Linked DNA regions of Homo sapiens: region 2 is linked to region 1. The links are chromatin loops, found by intact Hi-C in ENCODE. Cell type or tissue: heart left ventricle. All regions are shown on one strand. Each heading gives the region's core, and the rest is flanking DNA. Links, peaks and the distances in the headings are about the cores only. Region 1 overlaps LOC105378771 (a long non-coding RNA gene). Region 2 overlaps ROR1 (receptor tyrosine kinase like orphan receptor 1).

Region 1 (5,380 bases), core at 262-5,261:
ACCTATTCATCAGAAATTAACTTGTGAAGTGCTTGTTTCTGTGCCCCCAAATTCATATGTTGACATCCCCAACCCTAAGGTGATGGTATTAGGAGGTGGGGCATTTGGGAGTGATTGGGTCATGAGGTTGGAACCCTCATGGATGAAATTAGTGCCCTCATAAAAGAAGCCTGAGGCTGGGCGTAGTAGCTTATGCCTGTAATCCCAGCTACTCGGGAGGCTGAGGCAGGCGAATCACTTGAACCTGGGGAAGCAGAGGTTGCAGTGAGCTGAGATAGCACCACTTCACTCCAGCATGGGTGAAAGAGCAAAACTCCATCTTAAAAAAAAAAAAAAAAAAAAAAAAGAAGCCTGAGACAGACCTTTTGCCCCTTCTGCCATGTGGAAGGTGCTGTCTATGAGCCGAAAATTGGGCCCCTACCAGATACTGAATCTGCCTTGATCTTGGACTTTTTCAGCCTCCAGAACTGTAAGAAATAAATTCTTGTTGTTTATAAGCTACTTGGTTATGATATTTTTTATAGAATCCCAACCAGACTAAGACACGAAGGGTCAGAGGCAAATAGGTCAGTTGCTTTAGGAGGATTCAAATTGATAAACACCTTCCACATACTTTATTTCTTTTTTTAAAATTTTATCCACATGCTTTATTTTAGGTAATAGGTATCCCCTTCAAAGGGCCAGATCAAGGGAGCTCCAGGGAGACATGGACCCCTGCCTGAACCCCATATCTATCTGTGGAATCTGGGTATCTCTCCATCTCTCCAGACTCCTGGGATGATAAGGAGGATGATTTATCTCAGCTACTCAAACACTGAATGGGACTATCTTGTATTTAAGGAGAGAAGAAAGTTGAATGTATTTTTTTTAGGCAGAGTACAGTCAACAGAATACAAAGCGATAGAAGGATGAGGTCAAGGACCCAGGTGGATGGATTCATCCTGGTGGATGGTGGGGATGGAGAATGCAAGGGAGAAGACAAATAGACAAGTCAAGGATGCAGCAGAAGGAAGATGAAGGACTCTCTGATGGTCTTTCTTGGAACAGAAAAATGTAAGGTCTGCGGAGAGTGCAGGGACCAAAAGGTGAAGGGCCGTGCATTGGTCAGGACAGGTTAAATGCTGCAACAAAAAATCCCTAAGTTTTAGTGGCTTCCCATAATGAAAATTTATTTCTTTTCATATCAAGTCCAGACAACGTAGGGTTGGCAGGAGCCTCTGCTCCATGCAGTGATAAGGATCCAGGATCCATCCATTTTATGGCTCCCTCATTTTGTGGGGCCTCAAAGTCCTTTTCTGAACCTTCTTCATCTGTTGGCAAAAGCAGGAAGAAAGAAAACATGGAGGATTGTGTAGGAGATTTTATAGGCCACTCCTGGAGGTGTTGCACATCACTTTTGCTTATGTTTTATTGGCCAAACTTCAGTCACATGACGAATCTTAACTGCAAGGGAGGCTAGGAGGCATCCTCAAACAGTGTGCACAATTCCATCTTGTCTGTGTCCTCAGTGCCCAGTGCCTTGCACAACGTCTGGGCAATAGTGGATACTCAGAAACATCACTGAATAAGTACGTAGGTGAACATGATCTCATTTGGTCCTCACTATTCTCTCTACTGGTACCCTGCTTGAGGTTCAAAGACAACATAGACCTAATGTCCTAGATATGAGCTAAAGGTTGGGCTTATGCTTAGAGCTGGTCTTCCTATGATGCTGATATACTGCAGTGATCCATTCATACTCTTTGCACTTGTATGTTTGCTAGCTGGGGTTAGTCCTGAAGTCTGTAGTTAGTGCCTCTGGCAGAATTATACTGCCTTCCTCTCAGGGAAAGAAATATCAGAGTTTTTCTTTAAAAGCCCAGCACTATAACCAGTTTGAGTTAATGATTCTACAAGTACATTAACCAACTACAATTTCCAATCCAAATATGAGATAACCAGCCCATGATTTGGCTAACCAGATCCTCCCTGAACCATACAGCCCCTTGCTAAACTAGCAAGTCCGAAGATGAATGGACATGTTACTGACTGAGCTAACAAGTCCCCATTTAAGCTAACTAGTTCCTAGGGTCACAAGGTACCACTGATTCGACTGTGTCCTACAGATAAAGTTTAAAACCCAGGACTAGGGTTAATCTTCTCCAACACCTTTATAATGACCCTTTTTATGGATAACATACACTCTAGAAGGGGAAGGAAAGCTGGTGATGTGAGTCATAACTTTCCTAAAGGTCAAATAAAGGGCTCTTTATCAGGCTGGCGAAGCTCGCCTGCAAGTGCAGCATGATGCGAAACCGCGTCGGGCAGGGAATGCCAAGGATATTTTTATAAACAACTCCAGAGCCATCAACAATGTGCGGCTGGTGCAGAGATTCCCATATTTGTAGATGATATTTCATGAGCCAGGGTGCCTCTGAATGAGAGTGAGTGCCAACAAGCTGAAGAAGGAGAGGGAAGCAGAAGCAGGCAGTTCTAACACAAGTCAGTGTTTCAGGCCCGTGGAGACACAGGGGCTGAGGCCGACATCTCTGACTCACTCAGCCTGGTGTGGGGCAGTAGAGGCAGTGCTGGATAGCAAGGCGTTGGGTGGATGGGAAGCGAGTAGGGTCTCCTAGTGCCAGGAGTCCTGCCCAGACTGCAGAAGGCAGCTGGGCCCTTAAGGATAAGAGTTCTGATGGCAAAGGAAACAGGCATCCCATTCAAAGGGCAGATCCATGGAGCCCTCAAGGAACATGGACCCCCCCGCCTAAACCCCAAGTCATCTGGAAAATGTGGCCATCTCTCCAGCCTCCTGATATGACAAGAAGGATGAATTTCCTCAACTACCCAGCTCCAGGCAGGACTGTGTCCCATCTCATGATAAGGCAACTCATTTCAAAGCAATTTAAAGTCCAGGCTTTGGAGTCAGTAGGTTCTAAGTCCCCAGTTACCACCTAGTAGCTATGTGGCCATGGGCAATTCATTCAACCTCTCTGGGCTTCGGTATCCTCTTCTATAGAACAGTGATACTATTTTGCAGGTTAGTGAAGATTTATTTAATGAGATTGTGCATGAAAAAAGCCTAACCAAATGCCCAGAAAGCAGTAGGTACGTAATATACAAGTTTGATTCCCTTCGCCTCAAGCCTGGCTTAGCGCTCTCCGGACCAGGCTTAGGCCTCCCCTTGTCACAGTGGAGCCTTGGATAGGCATGTGCCATCACTTCTGCAGTGCCCACCTTAACTGCCTGCCCACCAGACGTGGGATCCTGCCTTGCTTCCCTGGCCCATGTGGGCCTGCTGATGGCTCCAACCTGCCTGGCAGGAGTTCTCAGGCTATGATCATTCTGAGATCATTCAGGCTTGTAGAGACACAGGGGGTGAGGCTTCATTCTCAGGTTATGATCAAGACTCATGCCCAGCATACTTATTCTTGGAAATAGCACCGTGCAGGCAGGCAAGGTACTGGCAGGTATGGATCAAGGCTGGGAACCTCTGTCAGACTTCACGTAAAGAACTAAAGGCTGCTCATGAATGAAGGCAGCTGTGGCTGGCCTGCCCTCTCCTTCATGTCTCTTTCTAACAATGTCCAAATTAATGTTCTCCAGCTCTGCAGAGGAAATATTCTAAAGCATAGTAGTTTAAACTAAAGAAGGACTAAAAGTCTGACAAAACTTCTACCATGTAATTTATATGTGCTGAGCTGATGTGGATGGGTATATGTTCGTGGTCAACCAGGGAGCCTTCCACATTCTCGAGTCAAGTTGGAGTGGTGTTTATTGTGGTCTAGGGAACTCTTTGGACAGGCAAGACTCCAGGCCAGTGTTTATGACAATGGGGGATCTCTAGATCACCTTTCCCAGGACATCCAGGGATGCTTGTGCACATCTGCACACTACATTTTAGGAACTCTATCCTTCCTTCTTTTTTTTTGTTTCTGTTTTTTGAGACAGAGTCTCGCTCTGTTGCCCAGGCTGGAGTACAGTGGTATGATCTCGGCTCACTGCATCCTCCACCTCCTGAGCTCAAGAGATTCTCCTGCCTTCATCTCCCAAGTAGCAGGGATTATAGGCATGTGCCGGCACACCTGGCTGATTTTTGTAGTTTTAGTAGAGATGGGGTTCCACCATGTTGGCCAGGCTGCTCTTGAACTCCTGACCTCAAATGATCTGCCTGCTTCGGCCTCCCAAGTGCTGGGATTACAGGCGTGAGCCACCACTCCCAGCCCATCCATCCTTCTTGACTCCATCTCCATCCTTCTCCACTCACTCTGCACCAGCCACCGTGGTCTTCCCAACTTGAACACCCTAAGCATTACCCCTGGAGCCTCTGCTTCCACTCCTCCTCTTGCCTGGGAACTCTTTCTTCCTCCATCTCCTTCAGGACTCATCAGAGAGCATCTCACTGGCCATCCTTCATAAAACGGCACCCCCCACAAACTACTATTCCCTTATCATGGTGATTTTTCTTCTTACAACTTAGCTTCAGACCCATTACTACTTATTTTTTATTTACCATCTGTCTGTCTCCTACAAAATCAAGCTCCATGAAGACAGGTTTTCATTTTCATTTTTTTCACTGCCGTCTGCTCAGTTCATAAAACAGCCAGGCCCCTAGTAGGCCTTTAATACTTGGTCAATAGATGTGGGACTTGACCTTCAATTTGGCCTGTTGTCCATATATATAGTGAATTAGGTAGAAAGCTATCATTAATCACTTTACACAGATGAGGAAACTGAAATTCAGAGAGGTTAAGTGACTTGCCCAGGGTCACTAACTAGTTAGAGAGAAGGTCATAACCAGAACCCAGATATCCTGAATCTCAATATTATGCAAATGATGTGAGCCATTTGTGACTCCTTAATTCTTCAGCCCATTTCCCAAAGGACACCATGTTGTGTTGCCTTAAAGACTGCCTTTAAATGGAGCACTGACTCCATTTAAGCTTGATTGATTCTGCTCACAGACTTCTCAGAAATTGGAATTTAGAGGTGATAGGCAGAGACTAGTGCTTTTTAGTACAAACCACTTTTCGGTTTGTCCAGCGTCTACTCTGAACTCTGTTTATTCCAAGTCTAATGCAGAAAATACATGCACTAAAAAACAAATTTAAAATAAATGATAAGTGAGTTAGAAACTGCCTGGGGATGTCAGGAACTTATGCACCGTGCTATGTGGGTTTTGAGTAAATATTTGCTTTGCAAGCCAGGAAGCAATATGTATTTACCAAGGCAGTCTCAGGCTGAAGGGCACACATGCTACTTCTGGGGCTTGGCACGATCTCTCCAGAGAAGTGTGCACGTGGGCCTAAGCACCACGGCGTTCTGCAGAGAGGAGGCAGCTTGGCATCAGAAACCCGGGTTCTCATTTGAATTCTGCCCCTCTCTAGTTGGGCAAATTTGG
Region 2 (5,380 bases), core at 259-5,258, 160 kb after region 1:
TGTAAATAGTTGTTACACTGTATTTTAAAATTTGTATTATTTATTATTATTATTTATTTACTTATTTTTCCAAATATTTTTGATCTGTGGTTGATTGAATCCATGGGTGTGGAACCTGGGGATATGGAGGGCTGACTATATATACTAATGAACACTACTTTGGATTATATGAAAATACCCATTTATGAAATGGACAGTTCAAATGTTTCCTCTTTGACTGTTCTTAACCTGACCTCCCAACTTGAAGTAATCTGTTCCTCTCCTCTAAACAGTTATGTGTACTATGTGTTTGGTAATTAATTATGTACTGACTCATGACATTTGTTTCTGTTCTTATAATACTTTTTGATTTTCAAATACCTTATGACTTTGTTTTTTATTACAATTTGTTTTCCCATCAAGATTGTAAATTCTTGGAGGCAAGGGCAATTATTAAATACTATATTTGATACTTAATTCGCTCCTCTCCTTTGGGGGCTCCAGTTACATGTATATTAGGCCAGTTGAAGTTGTTCCTCAACTCACTGATTCTGTTTACTTTTTTAATTCCCTTTTTCCCTCTGTATCTTATTTTGGATAGTTTTGATTTTTGTGTTTTTGAGTTTACTAATATTTATCCTCTGCAATGTCTAATCTGATGTTAATCCCATCCAGAGTATTTTTCATCGCATACATTGTAGATTTCACCTCTAGAAGTTTGATGTAGCTCTTTTTTTTTTTTTGAGACGTAGTCTTGCTCTGTTGTCAGGCTGGAGTGCAGTGGTATGATCTCGGCTCACTGCAACCTCCGCCTCCCTGGTTCAAGTGATTCTCCTGCCTCAGCCTCCCAAGTAGCTGGGACTATAGGCGCATGCCACCACGCCCCACTAATTTTTTTTTTTTTCTGTATTTTTAGTAGAGACGGCGTTTCACCATGTCGGCCAGGATGGTCTTGATCTCTTGACCTCGTGACCCGCCCACCTCGGCCTCCCAAAGTGCTGGGATTACAGGTGTGAGCTACCACGCCCTGCTGATGTAGCTCTTTTTCATATCTTCAGTGTCTCCACTTACTTTTTGAACTTAGGGAATATAGTTATAATAACCATTTTAATGTTCTGTCTGCTAATTCTAACATCTGTGTCAGTTTTGATTGACTTTTTTTTTTTTCCTCCTCATCAGGGGTTATATTTCCCTGCTTTATGAATGCCTGGTAATTTTTGATTAGATGCCAGACATTGTGAATTTTCCTTGTTGGGTACTGGCTATTTTTGTATTCCTACAAATATTTTTGAACTTTGTTCTGGAATGTGTTTAAGTTGTTTAGAAGCAGTTTGATCCTTTTGGAAAGTCTTGCTTTGAAGATTTGGAAGACTGAAATAGTTGTACTTAGTCTATAACTAATTATTCTCCATGACAGTGAAAACACTCTTCTATGTGCTCTCCTCGTGGCGTGGGGAATCATGAGGTTTTCCAATCTGGAAATATCTTTTTGGATATTTCTTTCCCCAGTGCTGGGTAGTTGCCACACATGTATGCACTGATCAGCACTCTGCTGAATACTTGAGGGGGATTCTCTGTGGCTCTTTCTGCAGCTCTCTTTTCTCTGATACTTGGCCTTGCAAACTCTAGTTGCCTTGGTCTCCCTGGACTGTTAGCTCAATTCACTCAACTCAGGCAGTTCACTGAGCTCTGCCTGAGTTCTCCCTTTCCTCCAGACACCTTGAGCTGGAAATTCTCTCAGGCAGTAAGCTGGAGGACTCGTAGGATTCGTTTCATTTGCCTTCCTTCTTCCAGGGATCACTGCCCTTTACTGACTGTTATACCAGTCTTGACAATTATCCTGTTACTCCAACTTGGCCAGAAATGGAAGTGATACATTTTATTCTTTCTGTCTGAAATAATCCTCCATCCCCAATGTTTAAAAACTGCCATCCTTGACTCCATGTGACTGTGTTAGGAGCCCTTTCTCTGGTCTCTCATCATACCTGTGCTTACAGTAATTTAGTGCGGCACTCCTCTCCCTGCGTTGTTCTTGCATTTTTTTTTACCCTCTCTTTTCTCGTTAGATTTTGTTTCCTTGAGGACAGGGAATGTCTTTAATCTCGGGATTTCTAACACCTAACATAGACTCAGGTGTGTAACAGTTGCTCAATAAGTACTTGTTGAATGAATGAATTAATAAATAAATAGGATTCAATTTTCAAAGTATCTGTTGTTGAACAACTTTCAGAAGTTTTTTTTTTTTTTTACAGAAATGAGATTAGATATGCATCTTCATATATGCAATTGAAATCTCTCTTAAATTTCTAGATAATCAGTTGTTGTTGATGGCTTGGACATGGTTTTTACCTATTTATTTTTTGTAGCCTCTCCTTAGAAGGTGTTAATAAAAGCCACCTAGTTGATGCTTGAAACAACATGTGGAGGTAAAGGGACCAAGAATAGAATAGCCATATTCTATAAACAAACAAAATGAAGACTAACTTTTAGGTATCTGTTTTATGATGGACCCTCAGATGTGGTATATCCCAAGTCTGCCAGGAGGTTGTTCTTATCTGAAGTGCCTTTTCCATGTTGGATGTACTTAGATGCCTTTTATCCAGGTAGACTCAGATGGTCTGCAAATAGCTCTATGGATTTGGCATTGGAAAACCTCATGGTTCCCCAGGCATGGGGAGAGCACATAAAAGTGTTTTCTCTGTCATGGAGAATAAATAGCTGTGAGTCGTTGCATTCTTATCAACTGGAGACAATTGACAGTGGATATGTGCCACTAGAGTTATGGTCAAGTGCAAGTTCATACTATATTTGGATCTTTAAGAGTCGGTAGAATGAACCATATTTGGTAAGCCTCTGAAGACTGTCTTGCTCCATTTCCTCAGCAGCTCTTGGTTACCAAAGGTGACTCTGGAGCCCCACCTCCAAGTCCCCATCCTGCACAGTTGGCATGATGGAAATGGCTTGAGGTTCTTGTTCTTTCAGATTCAGTGTTTTCATCTGTGCAGTAGGATATAAGTAGGATAAGATGTAATTTGTCAGGTTGCTATGAGGAATAAATGAAGTAATAAATGTTAGTTGCCTATCACAGTTTCAGGCACATGGGAACCCTCTCCCCATTCCCCCAAACTTAATTGAAAAGATAGCCATCAGCCTCTGAAGTTGAATTGTGCTGAGTGGTTACTAACATTAAAGACATATGGAGTTATTGTATCTGTATCTTTCACTTATCAGCTTTTCCTTGAAGGTTTAATGTGTGTTCCTTTGCTTTTAGGCCCCATGTTTATTTTCCTGAAATGGTGTCTTCTTGACTTAAAGTACAATCTTTGCTTTTTTATTCTTTTTTCACTGCTCTTGCCTGGTGATCCTGTTGTTTAAAGACATCTCCATCCTTCCCTATCCTTTCCCTTTCAAATCTATGGCCCAGACTGGGGGTGGCTTTAACTAACAACAGCACTTTGCATTAGTTAAGTAGAGTGGAATTTCTCATTCTACCTCTCAGCTATTGATGAAACCTTTCCCTGATGCACAAATTAAGACTGGGTGTATTTTGCATATTTTCCTAGAATGACACAGTGATTCTGTGGCTAAACCAAGATTAGACCCTACCACTTTAAAAAATCTGACTTTTTGCTTAAAGTGTAAACTGTGTTGCTTCTAAAACTACTAGTTGAATTTAACTTTCAAGTGTACTTTGTATTTAAATCTGATGATAGTGTTGTTTTTCCTTTTGTCTTGTTTAGATGAGGGTATTTTCTTCACTTCCCTGACCCCTAGTGCCTCAGTGACCTAGGCAGCAAGTTTTTTGATGCTGTCCAGAATGCTAATTAAGATATTTATTCTCTTTGGCCCTATTGTTTATGATACTTGTAATTATGTCTATTAGATGGTAATCTCTGTTATCTCCCACTATACTAAGTGTACTACTCGGCACATAAAGAAATGTGTGAGTATGTGAATGTATACTCACATGTTTGAATAAATGTGAATAAATCAATATATTTATATAGTTACTGATTTAAATGTGTTCCGTCTTGGGATGTGAGATGGGATAATTGAATAAGAAATTAGCCTGTGTGTGTTAAGGTAGTCAAAGTTTTTATGGTACCTTTGTACAAACTGCCCCTTCTGTTGTGTGTGTGCTGACCCATGTCATGATGCTCAGCATGACTGGAGGAGTCCTGGTGTGTTTCTGTCCTCACTTGCTCCCTGGGTTGGGCGCCCCTCTGCAGGGTACAACCAACACAGTTGTATGAAGACCCTCTGACTTTCATTTTCTGGCTGGCTGGGGGTTTTGGTGTTGAGCGCTTTTAAGTAAGACAGTCACCTTATCCTACTCAATGTTTTCTTGAAGTGCAGGCCCTGTGAAGATGAAGATCCCCTCTTCTATTTTGGGGACACTTTTGTGATGCTTTTATCTGTCTCTCCAGAGTCTGATTTAATGAAAATATGTACCTCCCTCACCACATTCTGCAAAGCTTACTTGAGTTTTTAAAATTTAATAGTAAATATGTTAGTACATGTTGATTCTAGTGCCCAGCACATAGTTTCTGCTCAATACTTAGCTATAATTATTAGTTTATTTAAATTGCCTTAATCATTCATGCAATAAGCAAATGTCCCCCCTGTAGGCTGTTCTCCAGATCTGGGATACAGACATGGGTAAAGCTTGGAGCTTGTGTATAAGTAGCGGGGTCAGTCGCCTGCCAGTTCACTGGAGAGATGCCATGCTTGGAGGGTGGACTGACTGTAAGGCCCTCCCAGTTGTCAGACTCTAGGCTTCTAGTGTGCCCTCCCTCACTGTACAGCTGGTCAATGCATGGCACTAGAAAGTGCAAAGGCTTCAGTGTTGGATGAGTGTGGATTTGAATCCCAGCTGTGTTGTGGACTAGCTCTGAGCTTCAGTCTCTTCCTCTTAAAATGGGAATAATAGGGTAGTTGCAAAGTGTCATTGTTAATTAGGCCCTGGGCTAAGTTCTTTACTCCTGTGATTTTATGAAATCCTCAAACAGCCCTGTGAGGTGTGTCTTGTTAATATCTGTATTTTATAGATGAGGAGCCTGAGGCACAGAAGGGTGAAGAAACTGGCCTAAGTGGTAGAGCTTTTCACTGAACCCAGGCCTATTAGAGAGCAGAGGCCACATTCTTCACTGTTATGCAGTGTCATGCTATGTTATCTGTCCAGACATGTTACGATTCCTGGCACACAGGATCAGAGCAAATAGTAGCTATTATTCTTATTACTATTATTGTTCTAAAATTCAGGCCTTTCTTCACCACACTGACACTGAGTAATATATATTGTAGCTGTTCAATAAAACTTTATTGGATTTAATTGGTTATGAATTTTATGTGTGGGAAGGTGGTTAACTTTCCTATCTGTAAGGAGAAATGCTCAATAGAA

Evidence for each region. Peaks named below come from ENCODE experiments on the same cell type or tissue, not always from the same donor. Only the 100,000 strongest peaks of a DNase experiment are listed, where the experiment ranks them.
Region 2: it touches region 1 in a loop (5-fold over the local background); 10 of 110 quality-filtered maps call a loop at or near these places.

What each region holds. Positions count from the first base shown.
Region 1 is chr1:63,696,149-63,701,528 of GRCh38, forward strand. All of the region lies in intron 1 of LOC105378771 (a long non-coding RNA gene), which reads left to right. Among named protein-coding and RNA genes, the nearest start is that of ROR1, 75 kb to the right of the region's middle. In heart left ventricle, for the core only: no CTCF peak of the experiment used is centred there; a DNase peak (open chromatin) is centred at 2,293; H3K27ac peaks cover 3,676 bases.
Region 2 is chr1:63,854,946-63,860,325 of GRCh38, forward strand. The region is part of intron 1 of ROR1 (receptor tyrosine kinase like orphan receptor 1); the gene reads left to right. Among named protein-coding and RNA genes, the nearest start is that of ROR1, 84 kb to the left of the region's middle. In heart left ventricle, for the core only: no CTCF peak of the experiment used is centred there; no DNase peak of the experiment used is centred there; H3K27ac peaks cover 1,591 bases.